Linked DNA regions of Homo sapiens: region 2 is linked to region 1. Evidence: chromatin loops called from intact Hi-C (ENCODE). Cell type or tissue: IMR-90. All regions are shown on one strand.

Region 1 (5,000 bases):
TCTCGTGGCCTGCTAGTTTTTAACTTCACACTACTGTAAGCGTTTGTCCATACAATTAAATATTCCTCAGAAGCATGATTTTAGTAGCTACACAAATATCCTATCCTATGATGGACTGTAACTTACTATTCTCTTGCAATTAGGCATTTAAATTATCTTATGATCTATAGTGAACAGCCCAGTTTACAAATTTATATGTGCATCTCTGATTCTCTCCTAAGACTAAATTCCTAGAGAGAGAATTCCTGAATTCAAGAGTATTGCTATTCTCAAGATTCTTGACACATACTGCTGATTGTGAGAAGACATTTTTCACAGTTAATCCTTTTGTTTTAACTTTTTATCTTGAAATACTTATAGGTTTAGAGGAAATTTTAAAGATGGCACAGAGTTCCCGTGTATCCCTCAATCAGTTTCCCCCAGTAATTACATCTTCTAGAACTGTAGCAAAATATCAAACCAGAAAATTGACATGGTCCACAGTGTATGTAGTTCTGAATTATTTCTCACATGTACAGTCTGTGTAACCACCACTACAATCACACTATAGAACCGTTCCATCCCCACAAAGATCTCCATCTGCCCTTCAGAGTCCTACCACTCCTCCCGACTATCATCCCGAATCCCTGCCTACCACTAATTTGTTCTTATTTCCATAACTTTTGTCATTTTGAGAACTGTATATGGAATTATACTGTATGTGGCCTTCTGAAAATGGCTTTTTTATTGATACGTAGTATTTGTACATATTATGAAGTACCTGTGATGTTTTGTTACAGTCATAGAGCATGTAATGATCAGGTCAGGATATTTAGGGTTTCCATCCATCTCGCGTATTTATGATTTCTGTGTGTTGGGAGCATTTCAAGTCCTGTCTTCTAGCAATTTAAAAATATACAATATATTGTTGTTAACTATAGTCACCTTACTCTGCTATCAAACATTAGAACTTATTTCTTCTTTGACCTGGCACGTGGGTCATGCCTGTGATCCCAACACTTTGGGAGGCTGAGGCAGCCAGATCACTTGAGGTCAGGAGTTTGAGACCAGCCTGGCCAACATGATGAAACCCCCGTCTCTACTAAAAATACAAAAATTAGCCAGGCATGGTGGTGCACGCCTGTAATCCCAGCTACTCGAGAGGCTGAGGCAGGAGAATTGCTTGAACCTGAGAAGCAGAGATTTCAGTGAGCTGGGAGATCGTGCCACTGCACTCTTAGCCTGGGCAACATAGCAGACTCTATCTCAAAAAAAAAAAAAAAGAAAGAAAGAAAGAAAAGAAAACTGATTTCTTCTATCTAATGTTTGTATCTGTTAGCCAATCTCTCTTTAGCACCCCACCAACCCATACACTCTTCCCTAGTATCTATCATGCCACTCTCTACTTCCATGAGGTCAACTTTTTTTTCTTTTTTTTGAGATAGAGTCTCACTCTGTCGCCCAGGCTTGAGTGCAATGGCATGATCTCCGCTCACTGCAACCACCGCCTCCTGGGTTCAAGCGATTCTTCCACCTCAGCCTCCCAAGTAGCTGGGATTACAGGCACATGCCATCATGCCCGACTAGGGTCAACATTTTTTAGCTCTCACATATGAATGAGAACACACAATATTTGTTTTTCTGTACCTGACATATTTCACTTAACTTCACGACCTCCAGTTCCATCCATGTTGCTGCAAAAACATGATTTCATTCATTTTTTACGGCCAAATAGTATTCCAGTGGGTATATATACCACATTTTCTTTATTCATTCATCCACTGATGGACACTTAGGTTGATTCCATATCTTTACTATTGGTGGTACAATAAATATGGGGGGGGCGGTGGAGCGCAGGTATCCTTTCAATCTGCTGATTTCCTTTCCTTTAGAAAAGTATCCAGTAATGAGATTGCAGGATTGTATGGTAGTTCTATTTTTAGTTTTTTTGAGAAGTCTACATACTGTTTTCCATAGTGGTTGTACTAATTTACCTTCCCACCAACAGTGTATAAGAGTTCTCTCTTCTCCACATTCTTGCCAGAATCTGTTATTTGTTGTCTTTTTGATAATACCTACTCTAATTGGGGTAAGATGGTATCTCATGGTGGTTTTGATTTGCATTTCCCTGATGATTAGTGATGTTGAGCATTTTTTCATATACCTGTTGGCCATTTGTATGTCTTCTTTTGAGAAATGTCTATTCATGTCCTTAGCCCACTTTTTTTTTTTTTTTGAGATAGAGTTTTGCTCTTGTCACCCAGGATGGAGTGCAATGGTTCAATCTCGGCTCACTGCAACCTCCCCCTCCTGGGTTCAAGAGATTCTCCTGCCTCAGCCTCCCGAGTAGCTGGGATTACCGTGCCTGCCACCACGCCCAGCTAATTTTTGTATTTTTAGTACGGATGAGGTTTCACCATGTTGTCCAGGCCGGTCTCAAACTCCTGACCTCAGGTGATCCACCCTCCTCAGCCTCCCAATGTGCTGGGATTACAGGTGTAAGCCACCACGCCCGCCCCTTAGCCCACTTTTTAATGAGATTTTTAGATTTTTTTGTTTGTTTAATGTTGAATTGTTTGAGTTCTTTGGTATTCTGGATATTGGTCTTTTGTCAGAGCAATAGTTTGCAAATATTTTCTCCCATTCGACAGGTCGTCTCTTCAGTCTGTTGATTGTTTCCTTTGCTGTGCAGAAGCTTTTTAGCTTAATGTCCTGATTGTGGCTTTTTCCACTCAGCTAAATCTTCAAATCCATCCAAGTTGTGTTGTGTATCAATCATAGTTTATTCCCTTTTATTTCTGAGTAGTATTCCATGAAAAACAAATCACAGTTTGTATAGCCATTCACCTATTGTAGGATATTTTTAATTTTTTCCAGTTTTCAGCTATTATAAATAAAGCTGCTGTGACCAATCATATACAGGCTTTTGTGTGGAAATAAGTTTTCATTTCTCTGGGATAAATGCCCAGGAGTATAATTGCTGAATCATATGGTAAGTGTATATTCAGGTTTGTTTTTTTTTAAACTGCCAAGCTATTTTCCAGAGTGGCTGTACCATTTTACATTCTTACCAAGAATGTATGAGACCCAGTTTCTCTGCATCATTGCCAGCACTTGGTGTTGTCACTGTTTTTTATTTTAGCTGTTCTAATGGGTGTGTAGTGATATCTCATCATGGTCCTAATTTTGCATTTTCCTAAATGGCTAATAATGCGGAGTATCTCTTCATGTGCTTACTTGCCATCTGTGTATTTTCCCTGGTGAAATGTCTCCTTATCTTTTGTCTACTTTCTGATTGGATTGTTTGGCTTTTTTACTGTTGAGTTTTGAGAGTTTCTTGTTCGTTCTAGATAATAGCTGACTCTTCAGATTCCAAATCCACAGAGAATGTAGACGTAACCTTACTTCTTCTATTCATTAACAGATGCCTGTGAGGGCTCCTCTCTCATTCTTACCTGGGATCAAGTTTACCTCCCTGTGAGGCTGTGCCCAGGATTGCATGGGGGGAAGCCTTGCGCAACAGCTGGCTCAGCCCTGGTCATCTGTGGCCTTGAAAGCTTCCTGGCCATGACCCTTTTTCTCTTCAGATGTTGCTTACCTTTGATGATCAGTTCCTGCTGACTGCTGCTGAGGATGGCTGCCTGTTCACCTGGAAGGTCTTTGATAAGGATGGCCGGGGAATCAAGCGAGAGAGGGAGGTGGGCTTTGCCGAAGAGGTGCTTGTGACTAAAACAGACATGGAAGAAAAGGTAAGAACTGGATCTAATGAAGAGGGATATGGAATTACTTACCAGACTGCATTCAGATGCAGGTCCAGCACTGGGGCCCTCTACAGCCTGGCTACACCCTATGCCCAGTGCAGACCCCCACGGCTCCCTGCACATCTGCTGTCCCCACAACCAAGCTCTCCTCCTCATTGCCACTGTCCACCCGACTCTGCCTGTCTTTCTGCCATGTGATCATCTTGACTTACACTGTGCTTTGCTTTTATTCTGTGATCTGGTTTTCTCTTCCTACTCTTTGAAACCAAGAATAATGAAACATACAGTTCTCTTATGACCAACAGTTCCTAGCACATGCTGGGCACATGGAAGACAATCAATAAATATTTACAAAAGTAAAGTATGTTCTCATTTAAATCTCACAACATCTCTATGAAGAAGATACTGTCATTCTCCCCATGTTTCAAAAAACAAGTTAGGAGAGCTTGAGGGATGTGTTCAAAGTCAGTGTGCTAATAATTAATAGGACTAGAGTTCTAATCCAGATTTAATCCAGAGCCCCCTCCCTTAATCACTATACCAAAGGGACATCCCTTCCTTCCTGTTGATGCAGTAAACATTCCATAAAGGTGTGTTTTGCAGAGATATGAGTGCATAGCTCTGTGTTACGCTTCCTAAGGGAGAAGCTGAATGGATGATAAACACACAAGGCTCATGGAGGATCGCAAAGCTACACAGTCATTGCTGTTTGTCCAGAATCTTAAGTGTGTTTATTGAACACCTACCATTTGCTAGGCACTGGGGATGCACATGTGAAAAGACAGTTGTGGGCCCTGTGACATGACCAGGAAGCTTACAGTCAAGTGAGGGATAGAAACAAGTAAAGCCATCAGAGCAGCAATACAACACTGCCACAAAGCACGGTGACAAGCCCCTGGCATTCGCTGGAGATCCCTTCCAGAGCTCCCTAGAATTTTCTGCAGGAAAAGCAAAGAGGGAGAAGAGGATGAGGGAGGGGCCCGTGAGAGTGGGGGCCTGACCTGCTGCAGAAGGGACATTTCCTTTTCTCTGTTATCTTTTCTGTTCTTCCCAGAGGGTAGGGGAAGAGGCCAAATAGGAGACAGCAGGCTGAACCAAAGGCCTGAAGGTGCCCAAGCTGGCTTCTGACCACAGCCCCCAGATGGGCCTGACAGTACCGCTGCCAGGCTGGAAATGACTTGTGCATATACCGCTCCTTCTTGAAACTCCCTTCTGTCTTACCATCCTTGTGACCACACTCTGTTCCCTGAAAACCTTTCT
Region 2 (5,000 bases), 420 kb after region 1:
CCAGGCATGGTGATGTGTGTCTGTAATCCCAGCTACTCAGGAGGCTGAGGCAGGAGAATTGCTTGAACCCGGGAGGGGGAGGTTGCAGTGAGCTGAGAACGTGCCACTGCACTCCAACCTAGGCGACAGAGGGAGAATCCATCTCAAATTTTAAAAAATAATAATAAGGAGGGCTGGGTGTGGTGGCACACACCTGTAATCCCAGCTACTCAAGAAGCTGAGGCAGGGCCAGGCACAGTGGCACACGCCTGTGATCCTAGCACTTTGGGCAGCCACGTTTGAGGCCAGCCTGGCCAACATGGTGAAATTAAAATTACAAAAATTAGCCAGGCATAGTGGCGGGCGCCTGTAATCCCAGCTACTCGGGAGGCTGAGGCAGGATAATTGCTTGAACCCGGGAGGTAGAGGTTGCAGTGAGCTGAGATCGTGCCATTGCACTCAGCCTGGGCAACAGCAAAAACTCCGTCTCAAAAAATAAAAAAATTAAAAAAAAAAATCTGAGGCAGGAGGATTGCTTGAGGCCTTGAGTTTGAGCCTTTAGTGTCCTATGATCTTGCCTGTGAATAGCCATCCCACTCCACCCTGGGCAACATATCAAGACCCCATCCCTAAAATAAATAAATAAGGGTTACCCAGTCTTGAGCTGGAGGGAAGTTTTTAGCCCCACAAATGGGATACTCCTCAGTCTCCCCGAAAGACCTTGTGTCCCAGATGCTTTTTCAGGGTTTGTCCTTTCCAGCCTCCCCTCTCTGGCAGATATTCAGGGCATTCCCTGTAATTACCCCCACCTGAGCTATGTGGTCGTAAAGATTTAAATCCAACAAACATGGTGTGTACCTATCATATTCTGTAATAATACCTGCTAGCATTATTAAGCACTTAAATATGACAAGCATTTTACCCGCATTGTTAACATTCAGTTCCTCCAAAAGCCCTGTATAGTAGCTTGTATTACAACCTCCTTTTGTGATTGAAGACAGGCTCTCAGAGGTCAACCAACTCACTCTTAAGTCACACAGCTAGGAAGAGAGCAGAACCTAGATTTGAGCCTGGTTCTGTGAGTCCAGAGCCTGAATGCTTAACTACCATACAAACTACAACCCACCTAGCTTCATTTGTCCATTCTTTCCCCAAATCATAGTCCAGTGATATTTATTGAGCACTTACTATGAACCAGGCATTGTCCAAGGTACTGAGATTCAATAGTGAAATAATAAAGTCCCTACCCTTTTTTTTTTTTTTTTGAGACAGGGTCTCGCTCTGTCACCCAGGCTGGCGTGCAGTGGTGTGATCTGGGCTCATTGCAACTTCTTGCTTCCCAGGTTCAAGTGATTCTCACGTCAGCCTCCTGAGTAGCTGGGATTATAAGCACATGCCACCATGCCTGGCTAATTTTGTATTTTTAGTAGAGACGGGGTTTCACCATGTTGGCCAGGCTGGTCTCGAACTCCAGACCTCAAGTGATCTGCCTGCCTCGGCCTCCCAAAGTGCTGGGATTACAGGCATGAGCCACGGTGCCCAGCCCAAAGTACCCTTAGAAACCTTAATCTGGCAGGAAGACAGACATCATTCAAATCTTACACACACACACAATCAAAAGCTCAGATGCTTTGCAGGAAGTGTGCAGAATGCATAGAGAGTCCCTTTCTCACAGAAGCCTCTGACTCCCCACACTAGTCCGGGTCCCACAGCATGGGACAGTAGGACCCAGACAAGTATGGGGAATCGGAGGCTTCTACAAGGAAGAGGCTCAATAGGGTGTAAAGATCCTGAGGCACGAGGGAACATAGCTCTTTCAAGGGGTGTTTTAGAAAAACAGAACAAAGGCCAGCGTGGCTGCAGCCCAGAGTGCAAGGGGAGAGTGGGGCAGGATGGGGTGCAGAATGGGCAGGGGCTCTCGCAGACATGAGCAAGGCACTTTGGATTCAGGATAGGGGCACAGAAAGCTTTTAAGGGGTTTTCAATAAGGTAGTTCATTGGATTTGCTTTTCTTCGTCTTTGAGACAGGGTCTCACTCTGTCGCCCAGGCCTGAGTGCAGTGGCGCAATCGCAGCTCACTGCAGTCTTGACCCCCCAGGCTCAAGCCATCCTCCCACCTCAACCTCCCAAGTAGCTGGGACTACAGGTGCACACCACCGTCCCTGGCTAATTTTTTAATGTTTTTGTAGAGACAGGGTCTCACTATGTTGCCCAGGCTGGGGACTTGTTTTTTTGACAGATCACTCTGGCACCTATTTGGAGAACAGATTGGAAGGGGCAGGAGCAGAAGCAGGGAGTCCAGTCAGGATGCTGTTGTAGTGTTCCAGGTGGAGGGTGATGGCTGCTTGAAGTACAATGATAGTGATGCGGAGGTAAGAGAAGGATTCGGGATATAGTTTTGAAAGTAAGTAAGGCTAATAGGATTGGATGTGGGCTGCTAAAAGAATCGAGAATGACTCTGGGCACCTAGGTGAATATTGGTGCCTTTACTGAGGTGGGGAGCACTAACAGCAGAGTAGAGTCAGGGGAGAACCAAGAGCTTACTTTTTTTTCTTTTTGAGACAGAGTCTCGCTCTGTTGCCCAGGCTGGAGTGCAGTGGCGCGATCTTGGCTCACTGCAACCTCCGCCTCCCGGGCTCAAGCAATTCTCCTGCCTCAGCCTCCCAACTAGCTGGGACTACAGGCGCCCGCCACCACACCTGGCTAATTTTTTGTATTTTAGTAGAGATGGGGTTTCACTGTGTTGCCCAGGCTGGTCGCAAACTCCTGAGCTCAGGCAGTCTGCTCACCTCGGCCTCCCAAAGTGCTGGGATTACAGGCGTGAGCCACTGTGCCGGGCCGAGAGTTTACTTTTGTTGAGTTGAAGTACCTGTAATTGTCCCAAGTAGAGGGATGGAGTTGTTATCTCTGTATTTCCAGAGTCAGCACAAAATAGATGCTTAGTAAAAAGTCTTTAAATAAAAGAATGCCATCTCACACCAGTTAGAATGGCAATCATTAAAAAGTCAGGAAACAACAGGTGCTGGAGAGGATGTGGAGAAATAAGAACACTTTTACACTGTTGGTGGGACTGTAAACTAGTTCAACCATTGTGGAAGACAGTGCAGCGATTCCTCAGGGATCTAGAACTAGAAATACCATTTGACCCAGCCATCCCATTACTGGGTATATACCCAAAGGATTATAAATCATGCTGCTATAAAGACATGCACACGTATGTTTATTGCGGCACTATTCACAATAGCAAAGACTTGGAACCAACCCAAATGTCCATCAATGACAGACTGGATTAAGAAAATGTGGCACATATACACCATGGAATACTATGCAGCCATAAAAAAGGATGAGTTCATGTCCTTTGTAGGGACATGGATGAAGCTGGAAACCATCATTCTCAGCAAACTATTGCAAGGACAAAAAACCAAACACCACGTGTTCTCACTCATAGGTGGGAATTGAACAATGAGAACACTTGGACACAGGATGGGGAACATCACACACCGGGGCCTGTTGTGGGGTGCGGGGACGGGGGAGGGATAGCATTAGGAGATATACCTAATGTAAATGACGAGTTAATGGGTGCAGCACACCAACATGGCACATGTACACATATGTAACAAACCTGCACGTTGTGCACATGTACCCTAGAACTTAAAGTATAATAAAAATATATATATATATATATATAAGTAAATTTTTTAAAAAAAGAATGCAGGAATAGGTAAAATTTAAGCCAAGTCTTAAAGAATGGATGGCATTTGGCCTTGAGAAGAAGTTATTTTAGTGCCTGAGATTAAAAAGGCAAACAAACAAATAGAACACAGGGTGGAAGCAAAGGATAAAGGAATGAGTGCAAGGTAGCCATGGCCCATGGGGCACCTTGTTGCTGCTCCCCAAGGCTTTCTGCTTTTATTTTTTTGAGATGGAATCTTACTCTGTTGCCCAGGCTGGAGTGCAGTGGCGCGATCTTGGCTCACTGCAACCTCCACCTCCTGGATTCAAGTGATTCTCCTTCCTCAGCCTCCCGAGTAGCTGGTATTGCAGGCATGTGCCACCATGCCTGGCTAATCTTTTGTATTTTTAGTAGAGATGAGGTTTCATCATGTTCGAGGCTGGTCTCAAACTCCTAAACTCAGGTGATCTGCCTCCCAAAGTGCTGGGATTACAGGCGTGAGCCACCACGCCCAGCCATCCCCAAAGCTCTTTGTGCCTTTGCCTGTAACACCAAGCCATCCTCTGCAGAGAAGAGAGAATACATCAGCTAAGAAAGAAATCGATGTCTGTGTTAAACATTGGAACTCAGTGTATTTGTGGGTATGCATGTGTCTGCCTCTAAACATTTTTTTTTTTTTTGGATGGAGTCTTGCTCTGTCGCCCAGGCTGGAGTGAAGTGGCACGATCTCAACTCACTGCAACCTCCGCTTCCTGGGTTCAAGCGATTCTTCTGCTTCAGCCTCCCAAGCAGCTGGGATTATAGGCCCGCACCACCATGCCTAGCTAATTTTTGTATTTTTAGTAGAGACAGGGTTTCACCATGTTGGCCAGGCTGGTCTCGAACCACTGACCTCAGGTGATCCACCCACCTCAGCCTCCCAAAGTTCTGGGATTACAGGCGTGAGCCACCATGCCCGGCCCTCTAAGCATTTTTATATTTATGTTTCTATATTTCATAGGCTAGAGGGCCCTGGTATTTCCAACTGACCTTGTCTGCAAGGCTGAATTAAGGCTGAATTTTCTTTCTTATTTACATGGACTAAACTGGCCTCAGAAGCCCCCTCCCCAGGGAACCAGGCTGACCAGGTCACAGTGTGTCAGTGTGTTCCTGGTGCTTACTCTCATGGCTTCTTATCTGGGCGGCTCCTGTCAGGCTCTTTGTCCAGAGCTTCCCAAAGTACAAGAAAAGATTGTTTACTTTCTTTCAGCTGCTAGTGCCCACTGGCAAGGGTTGAATGTAAATGACCCAGAGGTGAAGGCTGAAGGCATCATTAGTATACAAACATAGTCCTTCTTGTTTGTTTATT

Evidence for each region. Hi-C counts contacts between places; a loop is a spot of excess contacts. Peaks named below come from ENCODE experiments on the same cell type or tissue, not always from the same donor. Only the 100,000 strongest peaks of a DNase experiment are listed, where the experiment ranks them.
Region 2: it touches region 1 in a loop (10-fold over the local background); 1 of 110 quality-filtered maps calls a loop at or near these places.

The regions. Positions count from the first base shown.
Region 1 is chr1:43,211,689-43,216,688 of GRCh38, forward strand. CFAP57 (cilia and flagella associated protein 57) reads left to right here. Exons shown (of 23, transcript NM_001378189.1): 12 at 3,567-3,728. It overlaps LOC105378685 (a long non-coding RNA gene), which reads right to left. Exons shown (of 5, transcript XR_007066041.1): 2 at 3,578-3,705. Among named protein-coding and RNA genes, the nearest start is that of CFAP57, 42 kb to the left of the region's middle. In IMR-90, no CTCF peak of the experiment used is centred here; a DNase peak (open chromatin) is centred at 2,973.
Region 2 is chr1:43,635,285-43,640,284 of GRCh38, forward strand. No RefSeq gene overlaps it. Among named protein-coding and RNA genes, the nearest start is that of KDM4A, 12 kb to the right of the region's middle. In IMR-90, no CTCF peak of the experiment used is centred here; no DNase peak of the experiment used is centred here.